Regions from separate parts of the Homo sapiens genome. Here region 2 is linked to region 1. Evidence: chromatin loops called from intact Hi-C (ENCODE). Cell type or tissue: stomach. All regions are shown on one strand. Links, peaks and the distances in the headings refer to the core of each region. The heading gives the core; the rest is flanking DNA. Region 1 has its middle 60 kb from the start of C2CD4B. Region 2 holds the start of C2CD4B (C2 calcium dependent domain containing 4B).

Region 1 (5,371 bases), core at 317-5,316:
TCCCAGGCTTGCCCATCCCCACTCTCGTTTCCTTTATGTTCCCAACCACTGTGATGAATCTTCTCTAATTACTGCCACCAAGAATGCTGCTATTTGTATATAGGTTTAACCTATTCGAAAAATGGGTTTTAAGAACAAACCCTCGCCCTTCCCCAAAATTTTAAAGGTAGTCCTTCGTTCAGGTTCCCTGTTACCAGGAAACTTTCTCACTTTCCTAGTTCTGGTCTCAGGAAAAACACCTTCCTCCCATCCCACAATGCCCAGTAACTTGGGGGAGTCCACATCCAGATGCAGTTCCAAGTCAGGCCCACAGCGTTTGCTCTCATTAACCAACTACAGAGCTTTTGCGCAGCTCACACACCCAACTTAACCTGCAAGCCAGAAAAAGGCTGCAACAGCTAGAGAGCAAAGTATAGTGCCCCACCAGGGAGGGAAGTCACCAAAGGCCATAGTCTTTTAATTTTTTAAACTTAATAACACACTTGTTAAATGACTTCTCTAATGACATCAAAGTGACTTAAAAGTCATTTCAAGAATTGTCTTTCCTGTCTCATGCAGGATGGTAACACCCATGTTTATATCATTATGAGAGCCTGAGAGGACTTTGATAGGGAAAAGAAAGGAACAGAAAGAAAATAGTTATGTCGTGTGTGGTAGAAGCCCCTTAGGCTTGTCTGACTTGGCAGAATCTGTCACTTGGGCACAAAAAGGCTGGGTCGGTGGAACTCTAATGGGTTCTTGACTTCACTAGATGGATGACTAGGATCCCAGGGAGTCGCTTAAAGAGCAGGAAGCATGTCTGCTCCCCTCTGGTTGTCAGAAAATCTGCTTAAAAATCCTCAGCTTTGAGCTGAAGAAAAGTGGCCTGCGAGGTTGGCAGCTGAAGCTCAGTATTCATGGGTGGAACCGTAAACTTCACCCAACTTAACATTCACTGTACAGCCCCTTCTTCCCGTGACAAGAGTTTTCATATTTTCTAGGGGTTTATCCAAAAGCTGCCCCACAGGCCAGATGCACTGTTTAACAAGGCTTCCGCGGCTTCTACCTTACGTCATCCAAGAAGGCGTTTTTTTTGTTTTTGTTTTTTTTTCCTAAGGCCACTATCACCACAAGAATATACGACTCGCCTGGCCAACATGGTGAAACCCTGTCTCTAATAAAAATACAAAAAAATTAGCCAGGCGTGGTGGCGCATGTCTGTAACCCCAGCTACTCGGTAGGCTGAGGCAAGAGAATCACTTGAACCGGGGAGGCGGAGGTTGCAGTGAGCCGAGATCGCGCCACTGCACTCCAGCCTGGGTAACAAGAACCAAACTCCGTCTCAAAAAAAGAAGAAGAATATATGACTCAGCTACAGTTCCAGGTCTCAGTTAACAGTTTAGGTTTGGGGATGTCCCACCCTCCAGAGCTCCAGTGGGCGTCCTCCTGCATGGGGGCCCCTACTAAATAAACACCAGCCCCCGCCATCTGGCCCTAACGGAAGGAGGACGCGAGGCGGGAAATCAACGCCCTTTAACGGCTGCGTGGGGGGTGGTCTCCCGCGCCCGCCGCCAGGGGTTTCCGGGCCTAACGGGCCTTCCGGGGCGGCGCCAGGGGCCCCGCTGGGCGGTGGGTCAGAGGAGCCGGGCGTCCTAACCCCTCCTCCGTGGCGGGGTGCAGGGAGGAGCCCCAGCCGCGGGCGCCCTGCCCTGCCCTCCCCTGCCCTGCCTGGTGGGCTTCGGCGGTGGCCCCCAGCTCCACACACGGCCGCAGGGTATAAACACGGGGCGCATGGGTTCCCTGAGATTCGCCTGAGTCTGGGCCCAGCGAGGCACGCTGTTCGCGGGGGGCCCTCCTCCCCTGTCCCCCTTCCAGTCGCATGTCTTCCGGTGACTTTGAACAATGTCACTCTCCCGGGTCACCATGGCCGGGGTGGCGGTCTCTCCCTGCGCAACGCTCCTCGGAAGTGAAGCCATCTCCCCGTCCCTCTGCCCTTACTCACAGGCCCTGCTACCGGGCCTGTCCTTCCCCTGCTTGGAACCCTCTAGGTGTCCCCTCAGCCATCTGGGGCTGAGCCCACTTGGCTCTCCTGCCGTCTCCCCAGGAGGCAGCTTGTTCTGAAGCGCCTGCGTCTAGTAACCTGTCGCTGCCTTGCTTCTAGCGCCTCTTAGGCCTTTCTGATGTCTTCTCTGCTGTATCTCCCCTGCCTCTTAGCCTTTATGTTGAAACTCTCCCAGGTTCAAAGGGTTTTTGCACCGGGAAGCCATACTCACCACTATTTGTGTTGTTTTGGGCTCAATTTATTAAACTCATACATCTGATACCATCTCTAAAAGCATTTTTTAATTGAGCGTCTACTCATTAATTCCTCGTTTAATTATAAATATCCCTACATTATTTAGATTACAATCACAAAGTGAGTATAGTTGAGTTCTTTGAACACTTTAATGACTTAAACAGTAGACACAACATACACTACACAACTTTACAAAGTGATTTACAAAAACTTCACTGGTTTTATACTCGCCCAAAAAGGCAACAATTAAACTTTGTTTCTTACACTTATCCTTTAGCAGGGCAGAGGGAGACATATGACCAAATGGTGACAATTTATTTGTGATAGATGATACGAGGGTTTTGCATTGTCCTTTTATTTGTATTTTTCACATAGTAGGGTTTTGTTTTTTTGGTGAGTTGTTTTTTTGTTTTGTTTTGTTTCGTTTTATTTTTTTTGAGACTAAGTCTTGCTCTGTCGCCCAGGCTGGAGTGCAGTGGTGTGATCTCGGCTCACTGCAACCTCCTCAGCCTCCCGAGTAGCTAGGATTACAGGCGCCCACCACCACACCTGGCTGATTTTTGTATTTTTAGTAGAGACGGGGTTTTGCCCTGTTAGCCAGGCTGGTCTTGAACTCCTGACCTCAAGTGATCCGCCAACCTCGGCCTCCCAAAATGCTGGGATGACAGGCATGAGCCACTGCGCCAAGCCCAGATTTTTAAATGTATTTTACATTTTAAGATGGGCAGATACACGAAGAGATTTTGGAAACAGGGAAGAACAGACCAAGACCTTTGACCATCTAATTAAGTCTGTCGGCCCTTCTGGGGCCCCTCCTAATGCCCCCAGGCCTTTTCCACACAGTGCAGTTCTGACAGAAAGCGGGAGAGGCATGTAAGCTTAGGGGAAGCTGAGGGAGACTGCTGCGGACAGGGCTGGTGGGGGTTCTGCCATGGTTTGGGAGGCAGAGGAACCTATTTGATTATATAATACCTCTCCAACCGAGGAATCAGCCAACCCTGCACATTGGTGTGTGTGTGAGGAAAGCAGGTATAGAAGTGAACAGGGAGGAACTGCCCAGAGTCACAAAGGGCTCCCCCAACCCTTATTCTCATCAGTCTTCTCCTCTATTCTGTTCTTTTCTTGGTCGCCTTTCCCATTCAACAATAAGTGTAAGGCCAGACTCCAAATAAAGGCCGCTAAAGTATTCAAAATAATTGTGGAGAGTGTAGAAGTTGAGACATTCGGCTTTGAAATCAGAGAGACAGCTTTTGTGTAAGCTCTCCCACCTATTAGGTGTGCGACGCTGGGAAAGCAATCTAAACTCAGAGCCTCTGGTTTTTCATCTCCACATTAGTGATGCCATAACTTGTAGGGACGACCATCCATCACAGCGCCTGTCGAGGTCAATGCTCAGCTAACGAGAGCTAGCAATGCTCCTCCTGCATTTCTACCAGCGTCCAGCCCGGATGCCTCTAGTTCCCTTTAGCACGTGCATGTCCTATTCTCATCTGCTTCCTGGACTCAAGTATGAGGGAGTGGAGCTAAGATGTTTTCCTTTCCAAAGCGCCCTTTGCAGACTGTGAGGAAGGATGGGTGCTCCTGACCCTTACAGCCCGTTCAGGTGTGCTGGGGTCCAAGGTCCCAGGTCTCTGGAGGAGTTTGCCCAGAGCTGGAGTCCACCTTCACCCAGAGGGCATGGAGGGTCTTGCTCAGGCTCTGACCCAACCTCCTAAGGAGTGCCCAGCTGAGGGCCAAATGTAAGAGGCCCTCCCATTCCCAATCCCATTCTGACCTGACTGTCTCCGCACACTTCTATACTCCCTAAGAGGAAATACTTGATTCACAAGACCCCAGGGTACTGTCCACTCCTCCCCAGTCCAAATCCCACCTCCTCCACAACAAGAAGGCCCCAATCTGGAAGCCCAGTCTGACTGGGAGCTCTGCCTGAAGCCCTGCCTCTCCATCAGGGGCCCTTCATCCACCCTCCGTGACCACCATATCCCCCACCTTGACCTCTCCTCCTTCCCCTGCTGTGACCCTTCAGGGCACTCTTCCCTATCTTGCCTTTTCCCTTCTCCCATGCATGTCTAGGACACAGCGCCTCACCAGGCTTTGGCGCTGGAGAGCTTCTGTACCTGCTGAGGGACACTCCTACCAGGAAGAGTGGCCCCACAGTCAAATGTCATCCCTCAACTTCTCCTGGGCACATTTCACTATTTCTTATACCCTTCTCCCCCATGCCCTGGGGCAGCCCTTTATCCTTTCACTCCCAAATCTGTCCCCATCTGACCTTTTCTGAGAGGTCTGATTACAGGTACACTGAGAGAGACAGCTCCAGCTTTAAAAGTGGAGCTTTGAGTGTCAGTAACTGGGGATTGTCAGAGCTAGCCTAGCAATGGAGACAGGGACTTTGGGCCCTTGGAGTCTCATTCTCAGGTCTGAGCCCACTATGCTTGTTTGCCCCCAACCAGGTGTGCCTCAGTAGCTGGGTATAAACATGAGACATGTGTCTCCCTGGGACGACTGTGAAATTTGTGGGTTTGTGGTGGGGGGCATGTAGAGGAATATGCCTTTTTATTTACTAGTAAAGAATACGTGTCTGATCATGAGTGTTACAAACTGGGAGGTAATTATGAGCAGAATGGGAAAATAGAGTAGAATTTCTAAATCAACAGGGGACACAGGAGAGAATAAATGGAAAAGAAGGAAAAGCAAAAAAAAGGATATAGTTAAATAAATGGTAAACATAAAATAAGATGAAAAAATAAGAGGGAGTATAACAATTATTTTATGAAATGTGAGTAGGCTGAATTTTTCAATTAAAAGAGACTACATTATTGGGTTTTGTTTTTTCTAATATATTATTTAATATATTGTTGAACAAGAAATATACTTAAAACAAAATGCTTCCAAAGCAGTTGATGAAAATAAAGTAGTTGACAAAGCCAAATACACACACACACACATGCAGAAATAGTAGTAGTAGTATTTTATTAGGCTAGGTTGAATAAATTATGTAAAAAATATACACACTACACAATCCAGCAGCTATGTGTTTTAATAAGCAAAAACTATTAGACATGCAAAGAGAACCTTGATTTTAAAAACACAACT
Region 2 (5,371 bases), core at 178-5,177, 60 kb before region 1:
GTGGACTTAGGTTTATTTGTTGAATTAACAAATGAAAATCAATTGGATTTTTAAAAACACTCTCTAGAACCCAGTGTTCAAGAAACTGACTACTTACTTTTTAACTCATCTAGGAAATCCTACCGCAAAGCTAATTAGTGTGTAATTAGATACATAGCTAGGTGAGAAAATGCCACAAAAAGTATCATCTTGTTTACAGAGGCAAGAAAGATTTCTAAGATTTCCTAGGTAAGGAAGAGAGAGACCCCAGGAATAGCTATTCCCTAGATAACCCATCTATTGGAAGGTCCTCCACTTCCCTGTTTTCCTCACCAATTTTTGAAAAACTCACTTCCAAAAGAAAACTTTCTACAAAAAAATTTTCTTCCCACCAGGGTATATACATCCTTATAATACAAGTGTCTCACTCTGATGTGTGCGCGTGCGCAAACACAAATTAGGATATTACCTATGCCGCATCAATATGTAAAGCTGTGTATATGAATCGTAACGTTGGGCATGACTCTGAATGAATAACTTGCTTTATTAAAAAAAAACTGTAACATTGATAGAAAACCGGAAGGAATTAAAAACAATGCAGATGGGTGTACTTCCTTTCTCTCCCAGTCCCAAGCCAACCCATTTTTCCTTGGAATGCAAAAATGGTCTGGAAAGAGATATGGGGGTCCTGTGAACAGAACAGGGAGTCATTATCTTTTTCTTCTTTACCAATAGACGATGACAAATGTGGATGGTGAGGAAGTAAAACGTCAATAAAGCAGTATCATAAATAAAAAAATAAATAACGTTTATTCTGTACCACGCGGCTGTCAGTGTCCGGAGTCTCCAGGGCAGAGCGCCCCGGGGAGGGCTGGGCCCTCAGAGCAGCAGGAGGGCGCCCAGGGACAGCTCACCCTGGCCCAGCAGGCGGCCCCGATCCCGGCCGCGACCCTCATCCCGGGCCTTGACGCGAACGGCCAGGCGGCGCACCTCGTCTTCCGAGAGGCCGTCGAAGCAAAAGTCCTGGTCAAAGGAGGCCTTGCGGCTGCGCCCCACCACAGCGCTGCATTGCCAACGCGCAGTGCCCGGCGGCCGCAGGACGAGGCTGAGGCGGCAGCGGACGGCGCGGGGCCCGGGGGCGCCTCCGAACAGGCTCTCCGCGCGGAGCAGCCGGAGGCGGAGACGCCGGGTTCCCGGACAGTACTCAGCAGCCAGGCGCAGGGCGTCGCCGGCGCGGCCCAGAGCCACGGTGCCCTTGGCCTCCAGGCGCTCAGGAAGCGGGGCCCTGGATGACAGCGGGCTCGAGGAGGGGGCCCGGGCCGGGGACTCGGATCCCGCGCGGCGCTCCTCGTCCTCGTTCCCGCTGGAGACGGAGCGGACGCGGGCCAGGCGGCGACTCCTTCCAGCCCGCAGCGCGCGACTCAGCAGCCCGTCGGGGACGCGCAGGAGGCGGCAGCGGCGGGGCCCCGCAGCGAGCGCGTCCTGGGGCAGGCGGGGACCGCCGGGGGCCGCGGGGGTGGCCGGGCCCGGACCTCGCGGGCCGCACAGGGTCCCCAGGGGGGCGTCCGGGCCTCCGCCGCCGCCGCAGCTGTGGGCCCGGGGCCGGGGCGCGGGCGGGCCCCCGAGCAGGAGCGACTCCTTGCGGCGCGTGTGCGGGCTCTCGAGCAGCGCGCAGAAGCCGTAGGTGGTGCGCACACGGGGCAGGTGCGGCAGTGACAGCGCTGCCTGCGAGCGCGGGTCCCAGTCCGTGCGGCCGGCGTCCTCGTCTGCCGCGCGGGGCCACAGGTCGCTTTCAGCGGCGCAGCGCCGGGGCACGGCGGCGGCCCGGATTGGAGACTCGAGCGTGCAAGGGGCCGGCAGCCGCGGCGGGATGCAGAATTCGGGGATGCGATTCGGCGTGAGCACTTTGGCGAAGGCGGGCTTCGGCGCGGAGCTGCCTGCGGCCGAGGAACAGAGTTTCTCGAGGAGCCGCATCCTTGGAGGCTGGGGCTAGGAGTGGCGGGAAGAGGTGCGCCTGCGGGGGAGAGAAGCTGCTGAGTTTGGGCGCCTGGAGCTGCTGCAGCCCCTCGACGCGGCTGGATCCCTCCCCCAGACCCTGTAAACGTCCCCCACGTGTTTAAGACCCCAGACCAGTTCCAGCCTTCCTCTCCCCTGCACCCACAACAAATCAGCCCCGCTTCAGACCTTTCTCTCTTCTTCAGTGTCTCTGGATCTGGTTGCAAGCTCAGTGCCAGTGGCCTCTAGCCCGCTGCCGAGGCGCCACCTTCAGTACTGCGGCCAGGAGAGTGGCGCTCCCCTCTTATACCGTAGGCTGAGTCCCGCCCAGCCGCCAGCGGCCCAACCCGGAGGTGCTGCACAGCCCGCCTTCCCGCCACCCTCTCCCACGACGCCGGGAGGTCTGCATGCACTGGGCGCTCAGGTCTGCGCGAAGCTGTCGCGGGAGCAGGCACCTTGTGGTCAGCTCTGGGACCCGCATTTGCAGTGAGTGCGTGGAGCCCCAGGCAAGGCCTGGGAAAGGTTGCAGGTGAAGAGAGGGCACCCTGTCGTCCTGCCAAGGAAAAATTGGCGGCTGAAAATGTTTCTGGCTTCTTGGAGAAGGTGAGGCTGGACGAGGAAACAGGAAGTTAATTTGGCTAGGAGATAAACCGTCACTCACCCTGCATGTAACCTGGACGTGACCTGCACGTCCTGGGAGCTTCTGTTTTCCTGTCCCCACGCACTCGCAGCGTGCAGACCAATATGGTTTCCAGTTATTTATATACTTATTTACTGTCTGTCTCCCTCTGCTAGACTGTGCTCTTTTTGATAGCATAGGCCCTGGCTCAGTCCATGCCCTAAGTACTGGTGAAGTGGGTAAATTAATCGTTGAGAAAATTTCTGATCGCTTCTTGGTCTTTTGGCTAAGATCAAGTGGAGAAAGCCTCTGAATGGCTGCAGGCTCTGCCTGTCATCTTGATAGTTACAAAACATGGGGCTTCTGGCTCCTGCCCTAAAATAACACTTGACGTTTTTAAAACTACCCCTTTTTTTTTGCTCTAGCACGGAGGTATCCAGTTAGAAAGCACCTTCCCGAAATATAGATTCCTTCTTTCCACCCCCGACCTTCATTTTCTGAGATGTGAAGACTGAAATCCCAGAGGGACCTGAGGAAATTCCAGAAAGGTTAAAAAGAGCCAGTTAATGGCAGAAGCTGGAACTAGCAATTTCCTGTTTCTTTGGCTTTGCATGTGATGCTTCCTGTGATCTGAAATGCCTTTTCTCTGCTTTTTCTTTATATAGGAATTCCTGTTTATTTTCTGTAATTCAGCCCACGCATCGTCCCTTTCAGGTGCCTTCACCCACCCAGCCGCCGCGGAACTCCCCTGCTCCAGTTCCTCAGTCCCTCCTCATTTCCTTCCTACATCTAGGGGCCACCATTGTTGCGGTTCGCATGCTGCTTTGGAATTTTCGGTTTACAGTTTTGTCTCCCCCTAATAGCCTTGTGGGTTTTCAGTGGGCAAGGACTGGGGCAGCTCAACCAGAAGGGGATTTCGGGAGTCTATTATGAATAAATGAAAAATAAAAGTCCTAAGATCAAGAACTGGGATTGCCTCCATCCCGGTTGCCTTATCCAGGCTACAAGCCTGGCTGTCTTATTCGTCTCTACGTAATTCTAGCACCCAGGATACAATGCCAGGCAAATAGTAAGGGCTTAGTAAATATTTGATGAATTGTATTGAATTGATACTGATCTGCAGGTCTTATGACTGTCAGGTGCTATCAACCACATATCTCTCTACGTAATTTGATTTCTTTCTCACAGAAAACCAATAAGGAAGACATTTTTTCTGTTTCCCAGATGAGAAACTGAGGGACTTGTCTAGGGTCATTCAAGCTATGATCATAGCGTACATAGAGCCTAAGTCCTAGCTTTTTGGCTAATTTCTTCTAATTCATTCCGTCTTTCCTTTCTTCCTTTTTTCTGTTCTTCCATCCTTCCTCCATCTATTCACTCAGTTCAATATAATGCAGAGTCTACTGTGTGATTTGTATCGCCCTTTACACCCAGAATGTTAATTCTTACAGCATCTCAGTCTACTGTTAAGTAGTATTTTCCACTATACTTGCTTTGGAATAAGCCCCACTATTTTTAAATCCTTAAAGGTGAAAAGAGTAAGTGTTTCTCTGGGCTAATAATACTTTACTGCTTAATTGACCCACAGGTTCCGCATCCCCCAATTCAACCAACCACGGATGGAAAATATTTGGAAAAAATAATAATACAAAAGAAATGAAGCAATAAAATAACTATTCACATAGCATTTACATTGTAGTAGGTGTTAGAAGTAATCTAGAGATGACTTAAAGTATATGAGAGGATATTCATAGGTTACGTGCAAATACTATGCCTTTTTATATAAGGAAATTGAACATCTGAGGATTTTGGTATCTTGAGGGACCTTGGAACCAATCCCCCTCAGACACTGAGGGACACTTGTATGCTTTTTTAATGGGGCAAGTATCGATCAATATGCAGCCACTGGGGCCAGGGAGCAGTAGCCATTCCTGCTAAAGCCAGATTTTCAGGCACAAACATCCCGAGGGGTGTCTGACAGGATCATTTCCCTGTGATTCTTCAGGCCAATGTGCTGATTCATGGGCAAACGGTCTCTCTAAAGTGGAGCACACCTGCATTATGTCCTGCAGTAGATGCAGCTCGTTTCAAATGAAACCTCAGTGAAAATGGCCTTGGTGACAATGAACACTCAGACATCATATCGGTGGGTGAAAGATGCTGAAAGCAGGACATGGGATTTGAGTGATTGCACTCCCAGCACGTCCATGTTTACAGAGCAACGCAAACGTGGCTATTAACACAATCCCTATCTAGAGGGTTTTCCAGAACTGTTATCTTCCCATGAATCAATATTCTATAGAAGAGAAAGTAAGATACAGGGAAATTAAATTACTTACCCAGGGATCCTTTTCAGATAGTCACTTATTCAACCACAGCTATAGGCTGGAACCCACAGTTGGAGGCCTGGCTTCCTTCCATATTCTTAAATCACACTGGGAGAAAATAAAAAACAGCTCCTCAGTGGAAACTTCGATCGCTCCAGTTGTTTCAGTTTTGTGCCTAATAACCACATAAAGGCCACTATCATCTTGTATTCAAACCTTGAAATTGTTATTTTAAAGAAATGATCTCTTTAATAACAATAATGTTTACTGACTATGTAGTAGGTGGAAGTCATGTTAAATGCTTCATATACTTTATCTTATCTAATCAACCCTATAAAGAAGGTAGAGATGCAGAAACAGGCTCACAAAGGGAAAAAAACAGAATAAAACTTCTCATAAATCTCACATACAGTAAAAGCAGGGCTGGAACTCAAATCCAGATCCATCTGGC

Evidence for each region. Hi-C counts contacts between places; a loop is a spot of excess contacts. Peaks named below come from ENCODE experiments on the same cell type or tissue, not always from the same donor. Only the 100,000 strongest peaks of a DNase experiment are listed, where the experiment ranks them.
Region 2: it touches region 1 in a loop (3-fold over the local background); 3 of 110 quality-filtered maps call a loop at or near these places.

Annotation. Positions count from the first base shown.
Region 1 is chr15:62,222,665-62,228,035 of GRCh38, forward strand. No RefSeq gene overlaps it. Among named protein-coding and RNA genes, the nearest start is that of C2CD4B, 60 kb to the left of the region's middle. In stomach, for the core only: no CTCF peak of the experiment used is centred there; no DNase peak of the experiment used is centred there.
Region 2 is chr15:62,163,032-62,168,402 of GRCh38, forward strand. C2CD4B (C2 calcium dependent domain containing 4B) reads right to left here and starts at 2,254. Exons shown (of 2, transcript NM_001007595.3): 1 at 2,164-2,254; 2 at 504-1,993. The coding sequence starts at 1,953. The coding sequence ends at 859. LOC124903502 (a long non-coding RNA gene) reads left to right here and starts at 2,382. Exons shown (of 2, transcript XR_007064669.1): 1 at 2,382-3,141; 2 at 3,259-3,563. RefSeq lists enhancers at 1,705-2,304, 2,305-2,904. In stomach, for the core only: no CTCF peak of the experiment used is centred there; DNase peaks (open chromatin) are centred at 1,810 and 2,290; H3K4me3 peaks cover 3,209 bases; H3K27ac peaks cover 1,558 bases; H3K27me3 peaks cover 4,758 bases.